Regions from separate parts of the Homo sapiens genome. Here region 2 is linked to region 1. Evidence: read pairs that join two places in POLR2A ChIA-PET (ENCODE). Cell type or tissue: OCI-LY7. All regions are shown on one strand. Links, peaks and the distances in the headings refer to the core of each region. The heading gives the core; the rest is flanking DNA.

What was found. Peaks named below come from ENCODE experiments on the same cell type or tissue, not always from the same donor. Only the 100,000 strongest peaks of a DNase experiment are listed, where the experiment ranks them.
Region 2: POLR2A ChIA-PET joins it to region 1 with 5 read pairs; 1 of 35 experiments calls an interaction of 5 or more read pairs at or near these places.

What each region holds. Positions count from the first base shown.
Region 1 is chr16:26,698,179-26,705,871 of GRCh38, forward strand. No RefSeq gene overlaps it. Among named protein-coding and RNA genes, the nearest start is that of LINC02195, 110 kb to the left of the region's middle. In OCI-LY7, for the core only: no CTCF peak of the experiment used is centred there; DNase peaks (open chromatin) are centred at 2,273, 3,403 and 3,493; H3K4me3 peaks cover 1,382 bases; H3K27ac peaks cover 3,447 bases.
Region 2 is chr16:25,052,011-25,059,703 of GRCh38, forward strand. No RefSeq gene overlaps it. Among named protein-coding and RNA genes, the nearest start is that of LINC02175, 11 kb to the right of the region's middle. RefSeq lists a silencer at 3,703-3,832. In OCI-LY7, for the core only: CTCF peaks have their summits at 3,783 (motif pointing right) and 3,994; a DNase peak (open chromatin) is centred at 3,811.

The sequences.
Region 1 (7,693 bases), core at 1,687-5,686:
CTCTCAAATTAACTTTCGGTCAGAAGCACACAGTGGGACTCCTTGAATGATGGCATAAAATGATCAGCAGTTGCCCTTCCTAGTAAAATGGGTGGAAATGATGTTTCAGCGTATCATTCAAAGTCTCTAGAAACTATCCCAAGGATATTTGGCAAATGGAGAAACGGGTTCACTCAAGAGAATCCACTAAATCTCCCTAAGAACAGTGAGAGTCGGTGGCATTTAAGGCATGGCCTACTCCACTACTCCCTCATCCCCAGCTCTGCATTACTCCACCTCTGGGGTGTACAACCAAGAAGACGAAAAGTGCCACTCCTCCAAACCCCCAGTTTAGGCTGTGGCTCCACACCAGGAGGAGAAGTTTGCTGGCATTTATCATCTTCCCCAGCCCCATGCTGAAGAAGCTCCAGGCATAGTAGTAGTTCCAGAATACTAGGGCCCCAATGCCCCCTGCCTCAGCTAGCTCATAAGGCAGAGGTTCACCCTAGAAGGGACGAGCCACAAAGGCCAGGCACTGCCATGTCTCCCTAGTTTCCACTCATAACATAAGGATGTCACTCTGGAAAAGCAGGAAAAACAGGTCTCCACCTCCAGCTTCAGTGCACTGGTACATGGGTTAGGCCTGGGAGAAATTCAGGCCATAAGAAAAAAGGGCTGCATAGCTCTGTCTGACTGAATTGACTTTATTTGAAATAGTGAATGGAGAATGCCATGCTTAAGGGCATTGCCAAAAACAATGGAGATTTTGGTGGAGAGCAACTAGGAGGAAGCTGGTAGATCTGATACAAGAAAAATGGCATTGCAGCCAGAAGCTTAATACAGGGAAGCAGGAAAGAGACAGACAACAACAGCCATCTGAGGTCACACACAACTCTGGGGGTAAAGAATGCTGTGTGCATGCACCAGGCTGTCCCTGTTCAAGAGCAAGCAGAGTAGATGCGGCCAGACCTGGAAGCATTCTCCAAGCTGCACAGAGACCATCAACACAGAGCAGAAGTCTTACTTAAGAAAGAAATTTAAGCACAACCTCTGACTGAACACAGAGTGAACAATAAGCTACTCTGATCCAGGAGTCACTCCTAGGAAGCCAGACTTTATGAAAGTTAGTTACCACTGGCAGTCAGGAAGCCTGAGTGCATGCCCAAGGCTGTATCCTCTCAAGAGTAACCAGAGAGGGAACCTCTAAGCTACCAGACTCTGGCTAAATGTAGGGCAAAAACAGTAAAGTCCTTGAATTGTGATGGAAGCTCCAAGTCACACACATATACGTTGGTAAAGGTAAAAATTTAGCTGGCTGAGGGGATGGTACCAGAACCACTGACTAATTAGTGTCTATGCCAACCCAGAGGCAAGCCCTAGGTAGCCAGGCTAAAACAAGAATAAGGAAGATCTGAGCAGGGACATCAAAGCTACACATTGTGAGGAAAATAGACTTTGCACAATCAGTTCAACCGAGCCACTATACAAATATGCAAATGGCCAAGCAAGGAACATCAGTATCCAAGGCTGCTACAATACATTAATTAAGACCCCCAGTTTTAAACAAAAAGTATGAAGCATGCAAAGAAAGAAGGAAGTGTGCTCTACACATGGGTATAGAAGTAGGCAATAGAAAATGCCTTTGAAGTGTCACAGATGGTGGAATTAGTAGATACCAAAGTAGCTGTTAGGAATATGCTCAAAGAATTAAAGGAAACTATAACTAAAGAATTAAAAATATGATAAAAATGTCTCACCCAGCAGAAATAAAAATATTTAAAGGAACCAAATAGAAATTCTAGAGTTAAAAAAATACAGTAAGTGAAATTTTAAAAAATTCACTAGAGGGCTAAACAACAGATTTGAGCAGGTCTAGAGTCAGTAAACTTGAAGATAGATCAATGGAGATTGTGCATACTGTAGGACCGAGGAAAAAAGAATGAAGAAAAAAATGAATAAAGCTTCAAAGTAGTGTAGTATATCATAAGTACACCAACATATGCAAGATAAGTGTAGACGAAGGAGAGGACAGAGAATAAGGGAAAGAAATATTTGAAAAACAATGTCAAATAATTTTCCAATTTTGATTTAAAAAAATTAATCTGCACTGGCAAGAAGCTTAATGAACTCTAAATAGAATAAATGCAAAGAAATCTACAACCATATACATCATAGTTAAAATATTGAGACACATCCTGAAAAAAGAAATGCAAAGAAAATTGTGAAAGCAACAAGAGAAAAATAAACATGTACAAAGAAACCACAATAAGACTGGCAGCTGACTTCTTATCTGAACACTAAAGACAAGAAAGCAGTGGGACAACATATTCGAAGTGCTGAAAATTATACACACACACACACACACACACACACACACACTAACCAAGATTCCTATATCCAGCAAAACAGTCTTTCAAAAATGAAGGTGAAATAACAATATTCTTGGATAAACAAAAACTGAGAGAATTTGTTGTTAGCAGATTTGCCTTACAAGAAATACTAAAGTCCTTCAGACTGAGAGCAAGTTACATCAGAGAGTAACTTAAATCCACATAATAAGAAAAAGAATGCACATAAAGGTAATTATGTAGATAATCACAAAAAACATATACTTGCATTTTTATTCTTCTTCACTGATTTAAATAGCAATTATGTAAGATTATACATATTATATAGATAGATTATACACAGATTTTATATAGATCTATATATAGATTATATGCATTTTTGTGTGTGTGTGTGCATGTGTGTATACATACATACAGTATACATATGTATGTGTGTATACATACATACAGTCATTCCTTATTTTCCATGGAAGATTTGTTCCAGGACTTCTCAGGGATGCAAAAATTCACAGATGCTCAAGTTACTGATATAAAATGGTATAGTATTTGCAGATAACCTGTGCACATCATCCTGTATACTTTAAATCATCTATAAATTACTTGCAATACCTAATACAATGTAAATGCTGTGTAAATAGTTGTCATATTATACTATATAGGAAATAATAACCAAAAAGTCTGTACATCTTCAGTACAGATGCAATTTTTTTTCAAATATTTTTAATCCACAGTTGGTTGAATTCACAGATACAAAGTCCACACAATATAGAGAGGGTTAACTGTGTGTGTGTGTGTGTGTGTGTGTGTGTGTGTAGAAATGCATTATATATATGTATTTTATGTAGATATACTTAATGTATAGCTATGCTGAAACATACAGAAAGGAATATATTTCACAATAACAGCACAAAGGAGGCAGGTAGAAATAAGATGTGTCAGGATAAGGAAGTGATACCAGATGGTACCACAAAACCGCAAGAGAAATGAAGAGAACCAGAAATTGCAAATAAAAAGGCTAATATAACAATCTCTATAAATATATGATTGCTCTCTTTTCTTCTCTCAGTTCCTTTAAAAGGCAGATGATATAAAATAATCATAATTACATGTTATTGGGTTTGTAACACACAGAGGTATAAAATGTGTAATAAGGATAGCAGCAGGAGGCAGCCAAATGCCTTGACAGATGGGGCGGATCCCCAGTGAAACCCCACCTCCAAGCAGAAGACAGTTTAAAACCTGAAAGCCCAACTGCAAGTTAAATCCTTGGACTGGATTGAGAGCTTGTCCTCCTGTTTGGTGTGCTTTCCTCTGATTGATCCCCAACCTTCACCTATTTTACATATACCTACTCTTTCCTAATTGGTTTTCTACACCGTCACGCCCACCTTTGAGGGGTGCTTTGCTTTAACCTTTTGCATACTCACGAACCAATCAGCATGCACTCCCCATCCAGTGCCTATAAAGACCCCAGAGTCAGTGAGTGGAGGGAGAGATGGCCTGATTTCACGAAGAGACAACCTGACTTCAGGGAAGACAACCTGCCCATCCCATCCCCTCTCCAATTCCCCTCTCCAGCTCCCCTCTCTGCTGAGAGCTGTTGTCATGGCTCAGTGAAATTATCTGCCTTCACCATCCTTCAATCGTCGCATGACCTCATTCTTCCTGGATGCTGGACAAGAGCTCAGGACCTATGGAGTGTGGGTACCCAGAAAAGGTTGTCACACTGGCCCTTGGCCCTTGCTGGCAGAGGATAGCTGCCCCATGTGATGAGGCAAAAGGCCACCTGAGGTGCTAACACACCACCATCCATTGGACTGTGGATGGCGGAACTAAAAGAACACTGTAACTCCCCTTCTGGGGCTTTGGGGTTACAGGCACCCTCACCTGGGTGCTGCCATGTTCCCCTCAAGGTGACACACATGGTCTGGACATGGGTTCTGCACTCTCTCACTCACATGCTCCATCCTGCAAAGGGGTGAGTGTGGTGGGCCGAGTAGATGGGGCAATGAAGAAGAAATAGGGAAACAAGCAAGCAAACAAGCAAAAAAAGAAACAAAATAAAAAACAAAATGACAGATATAAATCCAACCATATCAATAAAAACATTATGTAAATATATTACACAATATAATCAAAAGCCAAAGAATGTCATCCCAGATCAGTGGTATGTGGCCTACTGGAGACTCATCTTAGATTCAAAAACACAAATAGATTAAAGGTAAAATAGGCCAGGCGCAGTGGCTCACGCCTGTAATCCCAGCACTTTGTCAGGCCGAAGCAGGCAGATCACAAGGTCAGGAGATCGAGACCATCCTGGCTAAACGGTGAAACCCCATCTCTACTAAAACTACAAAAACTTAGCTGGGTGTGGTGGCACGTGCCTGTGGTACCAGCTACTTGGGAGGCTGAGGCAGGAGAATCGCTTGAACCTGTAAGGCGGAGGTTGCAGTGAGCTGAGATTGCACCACTGCACTTCAGCGTTGGCAACAGAGCGAGACTCTGTCTCAAAAAAAAAAAAAAAAAAAAAAAAGAAAGGTAAAATAATGGAAAAGATACACCATGCAAGCAGTAACCACCAAAGAGCTGGAGTGGCTAGACCAGTGCTGCACAAAAAAGACTTCAAGACAAGAATTGTTACTAGAGACAGAGGGATTACTTAATAATACTAAAAAAAAATCAACCTACCAAGAAGATAGCACATTTACAAACATATATACATCTTAATGAAAGCCCCAAAATACATGAAGCAAAAACTGACAGAATCAGAGGAAGAAACAGACAATTCAAAAATAAAAGTTGAAGGCTTCAATAGCTCACTTGCCTTAATGGATAATTCAAATACCTGTAGCATGAAAAAATATTTAAAAAGAGATGGATATCCCAGTTACCCTGATTTGATTATATGAATGTAGCAAATCACCACATGTACTCTGAAAAGATACACATTGAATATCCATTAATTTTAAACATTGAAAGTGATGAATTTTAAAAAATAAATATATATGTTTTAAAAGAACAGCTAAGCAAAAGATCAACCAGGACATATACAATCTGAATGAAGCTGTAAGCCCACTAAACCTAACAAACGTAATTAGACTTAACAGACCTGCATCTAAATAGAACATTCCCAACCACCAACAGCAACAACACATTCTTCTCAAAATCACAGAAAATATTCTCTAAGAGAGACAATATTCAAGGTCATAAAAAGAAAGCCTCAATAAATCTAAAAGGGTTGAAGTCATACAAAGTATTTTTCTCAAACACAATGAATGAAATTAGAAATCAGTAACAAGGAAATTTTGAAAAATCATAAACGTGGAAATGTAATAACATACTCCTAAACAATAAATGGATCAAATAAGAAACCACAGGGGCATTAGAACATACTTTGAGATAAATGAAATCAAAGGTACAGCATCCTAAAGTTCATGGGATACAGCTAACACAGTGCTCAGAGGAAATTTATAATTGTAAACACCTGTATTGAAAATGACGTAAACGCTAAAATCTAACCTGACCTCTTACCTTAAGAAGCTGGAAGGCCGGACGCAGTGGCTCACGCCTGTAATCCCAGCACTTTGGGAGGCCGAAGCGGGTGGATCACAAGGTCGGGAGATCGAGACCATCCTAGCTAACATGGTGAAACCCCGCCTCTACTAAAAATACAAAAAATTAGCCGGGCGTGGTGGCGGGCACCTGTAGTCCCAGCTACTAGGGAGGCTGAGGCAGGAGAATGGCGTGAACCCGGGAGGCAGAGCTTGCAGTGAGCCGAGATTGCGCCATTGCACTCCAGCCTGGGTGACAGAGCGAGACTCCGTCTCAAAAAAAAAAAAAAAAAAAAAAAGAAGCTGGAAAAAAAAAAAACTAAAAAGTAAGCAGAAAAAAGAAAATAATAAAGATTGGACTGTGTGTAAAGTAGAGAGTAGAAAAACAATAGAGGATATCAATATAAAAAAGTTTGTTCTCTGAAAAGATTAACAGATTTATAAAAGTTGGATTTTTTATTGGGACACAATACTTGTATACTTTTTTATGGGGCACATGTGACATTTTGTTGTATGCATAGGATATTTAATGATCATGGTATTTGTGTTATTCTAAAACATTTTTAGATAGACTAACCTAGAAAAAAGTGAAGACTCAAATAACTAACGTCAGAAATAAAAGAGGATCTATCACTACTCAGCTTACAGAAACACAAAAGATCATAAGAAAATACTACAAACACATACTATATCAAAAAATAGATTTCTTAGGTGAAATGGACAAGTTCTTAGAAAGACACAAATTATTCATAATAGCCAAAAGATGGAGACAACCAAAATGTCCATTAACTGATGAATGGATAAATAAAAAGAGAGGTTAATGCATGCTACAACATTGATGACCCTTGAAAATGTTATGCTAAGTGAAGGAAGCCATTCATAAAAGACCAACACAGTGTATGATTCCATTTACATGAATGTGCAGAAGAGGCAAATTTAGAGACACAGAAACCAGATTAATGGTTGCTTAGGGCCAGAGGAAAGGTGGGGTAGGAGTGGCATGGGGATTGACTGCTAATGGGCATGGGGTATCATTTAGGGGAGATGAAAACCTTCTAAACTGAGATTATCATGATGATTACACAAACCTGTGAATATGCTAATAAACATTGAATCATTCACTTAGGTAGGTGAATTAGATATGAATCATATCTTAATAAATGTTTTTTTAATTAAAAAATATATCAGAAGGCTTAATTGTTACCAAAACACCAGGGGTTTGGTCTAGGTCCTGCTGCTCACTGCACAGAAAGCCAGTCACTGAAACAACGAATATTGTCCCAGAGGAAGGTACTGCAGCCAAGGAGATGGGAGATCAGTGTCAAACCCATCTCCCTGACCCACTAAAACTAGGCATTCATATAGCAGGGAAGAAATGCAACTGTGTGTGGGAAAACAGGAATTAGGGAGGGTTAAGGAAGACAAACTGGTCAACAGGAAGCAGGTGGTCACTTAGACAATCATGATGGGTGAGGGGTCTGACATCTCATTGTGAGATGCAGTGGTCTCATGAGTTTCAGTTCCTCTATTCCAACTGGGAGGCCTGATAGTTTCCTGAGAAAGGAACTCAGACAAGACAAATGCAACTTTCTAAAATTCCAAGACTGGGAGGATCACTTACTATGTTCATTCATCAGAAACCATGAGCCTGGGCATGGTGGCTCGTGCCTGTAATCCCAGCACTTTGGGAGGCTGAGGCCGGTGGATCACCTGAGGTCAGGAGTTCGAGACCAGCCAGGTCAACGTGGTGAAACCCCATTTCTACTAAACACGCAAAAATTAGCCAGCATGGTGCCGGGCGCCTGTAATCCCAGC
Region 2 (7,693 bases), core at 1,566-5,565, 1.6 Mb before region 1:
GATATTCTCTGGGTTTTGTGAGCAGAGATGTGTAATGGAAATTGACAGGCAGAACTGGATGTGCAGCCTCGTGGAAGGTGCAGAGATAACAGTGTATTAACACTTTGGTGTCTGCTGTGGGCAGCCTTGCGTGTGTATACATCATTTAACAAAATTGGGAACATCCTATACATACAAACAATAATCGGGTTGGTTCACCTGATACTGTAACTCTGTGTTCAGTTTTAGATGGGATCATTTGGTCATTGTATATGTGTGTGTTTCAGGCTTTTTGTACCTGTCGTCGCAGTGCCTTGCAGTATGACTGTGCCAGTTTAAGCTTCGGGCAGCTCAAGCACCCTCTTCCTCGTCTTGGCCAATGCCAAGTTAGATTAAACAATACTTTTGTTGACAATTTGATAGGAGAAATATAACTCTCTGTTTTTACTTTCATTTCGGGTTTTTTACATTATTGATAAGGCTGAGCTTTTGGTGTGTTCATTGATCTGTTGTGTTTCTTTTGTGAACTGCCCCCAAGTTTGCCTTTTGTCTTAATTTTTTCCTCTGGGATTTTAGGGTTTTTTATTTATTTGTTTTTAAGAGTCCTTCATAATGTAAAGATGTTAGTATTTTGTGACATGTTAGTTATTTCTCCTAGTTTATTTTAGAGACCGTCTCGCTCTGTCACCCAGGCTGGGGTGCAGTGGCGCAATCCTAGCTCATTATAATCTTGAGCTCCTGGGCTCAAACAATCCTCCCACCTCAGCCTGCCAAGTAGATATGACTACAGGCATGCACTACCGTGCCTGGCTAATATTTATTTATTTATTTATTTATTTATTTATTTATTTATTTATTATTTTTTGGTAGCAATAGAGTCTTGCTATGTTGCCCTAGTTGGTCTGAAACTCCTAGGCTCAAGCAGTCCTCCTGCCTCAGTCTCCCAAAGTGCTGGGATTACAGGCATGAGCCACCATGCCTAGCCTGTGTTTCCTAGTTTAATACTTGCTTTTCATGTTTGCTTGTGATATTCACACTTACTGTATTTCTTGTTGTAAAGGTAAATATTTGATTCATTCTGTGACACACCTGCTCTTCCATTTAATTTGTTTAAGGCTAATGAACCATTTATCTTCTTATAAACTTTATTTATTTATTTATTCATTCATTTATTTATTATTTTTTAGATGGAGTCTCACTCCCGTTGCGCAGGCTGGAGTGCAGTGGCACGATCTCGGCTCTCTGCAACCTCCACCTCCCAGGTTCAAGCGATTCTCCTTCCTCAGCCTCCCGAGTAGCTGGGATTACAGGTGTGCGCCCAGCTAATTTTTGTATTTTTAGTAGAGATGGGTTTTTGCCATGTTGGCCAGGCTGGTCTCGAACTCCTGATCTCAGGTGATCCACCTGTCTCAGCCTCCCAAAGTGCTAGGATTACAAGCAAGGACCACCATTCCCAGCCTTAAACTTTATTTCTATTTTTTATTTTTTTGAAATGGGGGTTTCACTTTGTTGCCCAGGCTGGACCTACATTCCTGGGCTCAAGCAATCTTCCTGCCTCAGCCTATAGAGTAGCTGAGACTACAGGCACGTGCCACCATGTCTGGCCCATTTAACTTCTTTGAAATCAGATGTGATTGGTTCTCTGTGTCCTGCAGTCACTGTCAGTTGTCATTACCTGTGCATGCTTACGTGGTTGTTATTCCTGGTGGCATGGCTGGGCAGCTGTGACTGCAGCCCCTGGATGCTTTAGTCCTCATACCACTTAAGGACCATTTGAAGAAGGAGCACAAATCCTGATTGTTGTTCAAAAACTGTCTATTCATTACTTCTGATGAGATGAAGAAAGAGCCAGCATTAAAACTTACAGAGCGAGGGCCAGGGCTCAGAAGACAATCTCAGAGAGGACAGTAAAGATCTCTCTCTCTCTTTTTTAAAAATTTTTTTGAGACGGAGTCTTGCTCTGTCACCCAGGCTGGAGTGTAGTGGTGCGATCTCGGCTCACTGCAACCTCCGCCTCCAGGGTTCAAGCGATTCTCCTGCCTCAGCCTCCTGAGTAACTGGGACTACAGGCATGCGCCACCACGCCCGGCTAATTTTTGTATATTTAGTAGAGACAAAGTTTCACCATGTTGGCCAGGATGGTCTCGATCTCTTGACCTTGTGATCTGCCCACCTCGGCCTCCCAAAGTGTTGGGATTACAGGCATGAGCCACTGTGCCTGGCCTAAAGATCTCTTAAGAAATGCCATATCACCAAAGCCCTTGAAAGCACAATAGTCCATATTGTATGGAAACTCAGACATCCTGAAACTGAAGACAACCAGCCTTTCCCATTGATCTTTTCCTTTTCATATGTGTGCAAGAGAGAGAAGTGATACCAGTCTGTTTTAATAAGTCCAAAAGAACTTTTCCAATAAACTCACAGTTACAATTATTTGGCAGTGTTTTTTCTTTCTTGGGAGTACATCTTAGGATTGATGCCTTCTTATTTGATGAAATACGTCATATGGTTAGTGTAGAAAATTTAGGAAGGATAAACCCAGAAATCAGAGAGATAATCATTTTCAGTATTTAGGTATCAATCCACTAGTAATTCTCTGTGTAATATAGATACATATGTATGTATTTACGGGCACATGTGGTACATATATTTTTGGCCTTACCTCTTTCTCTTAACATTATATCTGGAATGTTTTGCCATGTCTGATTTTCTAGTTTACTTTTTAAATGATGGGTTAGTATTTCAGTGAATGGATACACTGTAATTTGTCCAGTTACTCTCCAGCTGATGTCCTGTAAATCCTGAAACTTGCTGCTTGTCTCCCTTCAGAACTCCCATCAGCAGCGCCCGACAGCACTCTCCTCCTCACTGCCCAACACTGGGTGGCAAATCTTTTCATCTTGGCCACTCTGATAGGCTGGACAGTGAGATCCTTCTTCCTAGGGCGCATGGAAACCTGTTGCAGTCACCTGGGTTTGCGGAGTGGGAGGAGGAAAGTGTTAGGGGCACTAGAGGTGGGAGACGGTGGGAGTTGCTGGCTGGGTGTGTTTGCATTATGGACCCGTGCATCTCACCACTCTCTACCACTGTGCACCACTGTGACCATGGACAGGGTGCTCCTGAGGTCAGTCCCAGATGCCCACCAGGCGCTGCGTCCTGAGCCTGCCTCTCCCTCTGGCCTCCTCTCCAGTTTCTTACTGTCCTCCGGCCTCCCTGCCTCCTTTCTGTACTGGAGGCTCAGGTGTGTTCCCTGAGTCTTTCTGCCTGCCCTTCCTCCTGTCTAGAATGCCTTTTGGACACCTGACTCTCCCATTCTCCAGGGCTCGCCACGGCCATCCCGTTCTGAGAGAGGCCTCCCCCTATCATCTTCATCCTCTCTACGAGTCACTGCCTTCATTCCTCATCATCTTGTAATTATCTGCCTCTCCTTTCTCTCCTTGTTTACCACTGTACCCCCAGTGCCTAGCACTTGGCAGACACCCACATGTTCCTTGACTACACTAGTCGTATTGAATAGTGTAAGGAATCCGGAGGTGAGAGAATAGAAGAACCTGCTCTTTATTATGCAAGAGAGTAGTTTTGTAAGTCTACCAAGTTAGGGCTTCCAGAGGGAAGCATTTTGATCAGCTTTTCAACAGAGTTGCTTAGCAGTGGGGTGAGTGCCTTCCTCAGGGGAGTGGTCACGTAGTGATATTGTTGCAATGGTTCTTGCACTGGATGCTGGGGTTGGCAAGATTAGGCTTCTTCCAACCCTTAGAACTGTGGGGTGTGTTCTCATCTGTGGGTTTCAACTGCAGATAAAACTGTTAACACTAGATGGCACTAGAGGATTCATTTGAAATCTGTTTAAGGCCAGGCCGGTGGCTCAACCCTGTAATCCCAGCACTTTGGGAGGCCGAGGCGGGTGGATCACCTGAGGTCAGGGGTTCGAGACCAGCCTGGCCAACCTGATGAAACCCCCGTCTCTACTAAAAATACAAAATTAGCGGGACCTGGTGGCTCATACCTGTAATCTCGGCTACTTGGGAGGCTAAGGCAGGAGAATCGCTTGAAACCGGGAGGTGGAGGTTGCAGTGAGCCGAGATTGTGCCATTGCACTCCAGCCTGGGCAACAAGAGCGAAACTCTGCCTCAAAAAAAAAAAAAAAAAAAAAAAAGGAATCTGTTTATGAAACTGCCACCCACAGTGAAAAAATAACCTTTATCATTGCACTTATACCCTCAACACACACTTGAAACAAAAGTTGTCTAAGTGCAATGGCTCACACCTGTAATCCCAGCATCTTGGGAGGCCAAGATGGGAGAAATCACTTGAGGTCAGCAGTTCGAGACCAGCTATAGCAAAACTTCATGTCTACAAAAAAATTAAAAATTAGAATTAGAAACAAAAGGTTCACAAATGTCTTAACACTATGTGTAATGCATCTTATTTTTTATTTTATTCTATTCCATTTCTTCTTTCTTTCTTTTTTATTTGAGCTGGAGTCTCATTCTGTGGCCCAGGCTGGAGTGCAGTGGTGCAATTTTGGCTCACTGCAACCTCCGCCTCCCGGGTTCAAGCAATTCTTGTGCCTCAGCCTCCTGAGTAGCTGGGATTACAGACGCGGACCACCATGCCCAGCTAATTTTTGTATTTTTAGTAGTTTCACCATATTGGCCAGGCTGGTCTTGTACTGCTGGCTTCAAGTGATCCGCTTGCCCCGGCCTCCCAAAGTGCTGAGATTCCAGGCATGAACCACCATCCCAGCCTCACATTAAAAAAAAAAAAAAAAAAAGCAGGTTTGCAAACTAATTGATCTTATGATATTAATTAGTCACCACTTACTGTTTGAAAAGCACTATTTTAGATAACTGAGTAAGTGTATGGTTATAAAACTGAGTATGTTTTCCTTGGACAGTCTGGGCTTGTATAGCAAATTGTGCACATTAGTGAATATTTCACGTTTCTGTGAATTGCTGCATGGAACACCTGAACATGTGTTTTGGGTGTCTATGGATGACAGATTGGGAGATGTGTTTGTACAGAATTCAGCACCTATTGTAGTCAAGGCAGAAGTAAGCCTTGGCAGTAGATATAAAGAAAAGGTATATTATCTGCTTCTAGGAGCTCAGAGACATCACACACACATTCCCTACATTTTACCTTAGCAGGGAACAAGGAAATGGGGGTATTACTCAGGGTATCATTAGGATGCTTTAGGCTGTTAACAGAAGCCTGACTCAAATTGGCTTAAAGGGTAAAAACACTTATTATCTCACAAAATATACGTTCAGAGATAGAGCAGTCCACAGGCCCAGAGCAGCTGAGCATGGCCTTCGGGATCCAGGTTCTTTTCATGACTCCTCAGTCGTCCTAAAGCTGGTTCTACTCATGATTGCAACAAGGCTTCCTGTGCTAATCAGGGTTTCAGCTCCCAGCCTTGAAACACAAAGCCTTAACTCCTTGTACTGTAGACCAGAATAGAGACAATTAAGGCTCCCATGGCATTTCCCAAGTTGTACACGTATTGTTCATTCGTTCCTGGTTTCCCCACTCTGACCTCTGTAAGGGGAGTAAGAGGACGGCACCTAATACAGAGTCAGGAGAAACACTTGGGTTAATTCATGCTGTTTGTCAAGTGTTTCTGAGTCTCCCTTCCCCTGGGCACAGGTCTTTTCATTTAGTGGAATTAACTGACTAGCTCTGGCCATGAGTTTGCAGAGTGAATAAATGGCTGCACATCTTTTGTATGAAGCATGAAGTGAGGTTATTTGCTATGTAGGGTCCTGAGAAGTGAACTAGCACTATGAGGAAAGGGAGTCAGAAGCCCACTGTGGGCAATGTAATGGGCGGTACGTGAACATAAAGATGAATGGATGGCTGCGTCTTCGCATGTGTAACGGGGCACTGAATGTGCACTTGGCCTTTCGAGGTGGATGGTTGGTTTTTGTCGAGTTCCTTGACCTGGTTCCTGATAACTTGGCAGCGGACCCTGGCCCGAACCTACTCAATCTCTACTCACCTTCCTCTTTTTTTCTCCCTTCCAGGCTTGCAGTAAGGTTGGGCTGCTGGCACGACCCTTACATCCACCACTTTGTGAGACTGTCTAAAGACAGGAAAGTCCCTGAAATCAACAGAGGTAAGTGACCATCTCCCTCCCCGAAAGCTCCTTATCAGCCAAGAGACCTGAAGTTTCAGGGGTTCATTCATGTTTTTTTTCCTCACTTTGTTACCCAGGCAGGAGTGAAGTTGTGTTCGAAATTGGTGGGTTCTTGGTCTCACCGACTTCAAGAATGAAGCCGCGGACCCTCGCAGTGAGTGTTACAGTTCTTAAAGGTGGCATGTCTGGAGTTTGTTCCTTCTGATGTTTGGATGTATTCGGAGTTTCTTCCTTCTGGTTGGGTTCGTGGTCTTGCTGGCTCAGCAGCGAAGCTGCAGACCTTCGCGGTGAGTGTTACAGCTCATAAAGGCAGTGTGGACCCAAATAGTGAGTACTAGCAGAATTTATTGCAAAGAGCAAAAAGAACAAAACTTCCACAGAGTAGAAGGAGACCCCAGCAAGCTGCTACTGCTAGTTCGGGCAGCCTGCTTTTATTCTCTTATCTGGCCCCACCCACATCCTGCTGATTGGTAGAGCCTAGGGGTCTGTTTTGACAGGGCGCTGATTGGTGCCTTTACAATCCCTGAGCTAGACATAAAGGTTCTCCAAGGCCCCACCAGAGTAGCTAGATACAGAGTGTCGATTGGTGCATTCACAAACCCTGAGCTAGACCAGGGTGCTGATTGGTGTGTTTACAAACCTTGAGCTAGATACAGAGTGCGGATTGGTGTATTTACAATCCCTGAGCTAGACATAAAGGTTCCCCCACGTCCCCACCACACTCAGGAGCACAGCTGGCTTCACCCAGTGGAGCCACCTGCCAGTCCCGTGCCGTGCGCCCGCACTTCTCAGCCTTTGGGTGGTCGATGGGACTGGGCGCCGTGGAGCAGGGGGTGGTGCTCGTCAGGGAGGCTCGGGCCGCACAGGAGCCCACGGAGGGAGTGGGAGGCTCAGGCATGGCGGGCTGCAGGTCCCGAGCCCTGCCCCGCGGGAAGGCAGCTAAGGCCCGGCGAGAAATGGAGCGCAGCGCCGGTGGGCCGGCACTGCTGGGGGACCCACTACACCCTCCGCAGCCGCTGGCCCTGGTGCTAAGCCCCTCATTGCCCGGGGCCCGCAGGGCCGGCCGGCTGCTCCGAGTGCGGGGCCCGCCAAGCCCACGCCCACCCGGAACTCCAGCTGGCCCGCAAGCACAGCGCGCAGCCCCGGTTCCCGCTCGCGCCTCTCCCTCCACACCTCCCTGCAAGCTGAGGGAGCCGGCTCCGGCCTTGGCCAGCCCAGAAAGGGGCTCCCACAGTGCAGTGGTGGGCTGAAGGGCTCCTCAAGTGCCGCTAAAGTGGGAGCCCAGGCAGAGGAGGCGCCGAGAGCGAGCGAGGGCTGTGAGGACTGCCAGCACACTGTCACCTCTCACAGTAGGGCAATCTCCGCTCACTGCAACCTCCACCTCCCAGGTTCAAGCGATTCTCCTGCCTCAGCCTCCCAAGCAGCTGGGATTACAGGCACACACCACCACGCCCAGCTCATTTTTTTTGTTTTGTTTTTTTGAGACGGAGTCTTGCTCTGTCGCCCAGGCTGGAATGCAGTGACACGATCTCTGCTCACTGCAAGCTCCGCCTCCCAGGTTCACGCCATTCTCCT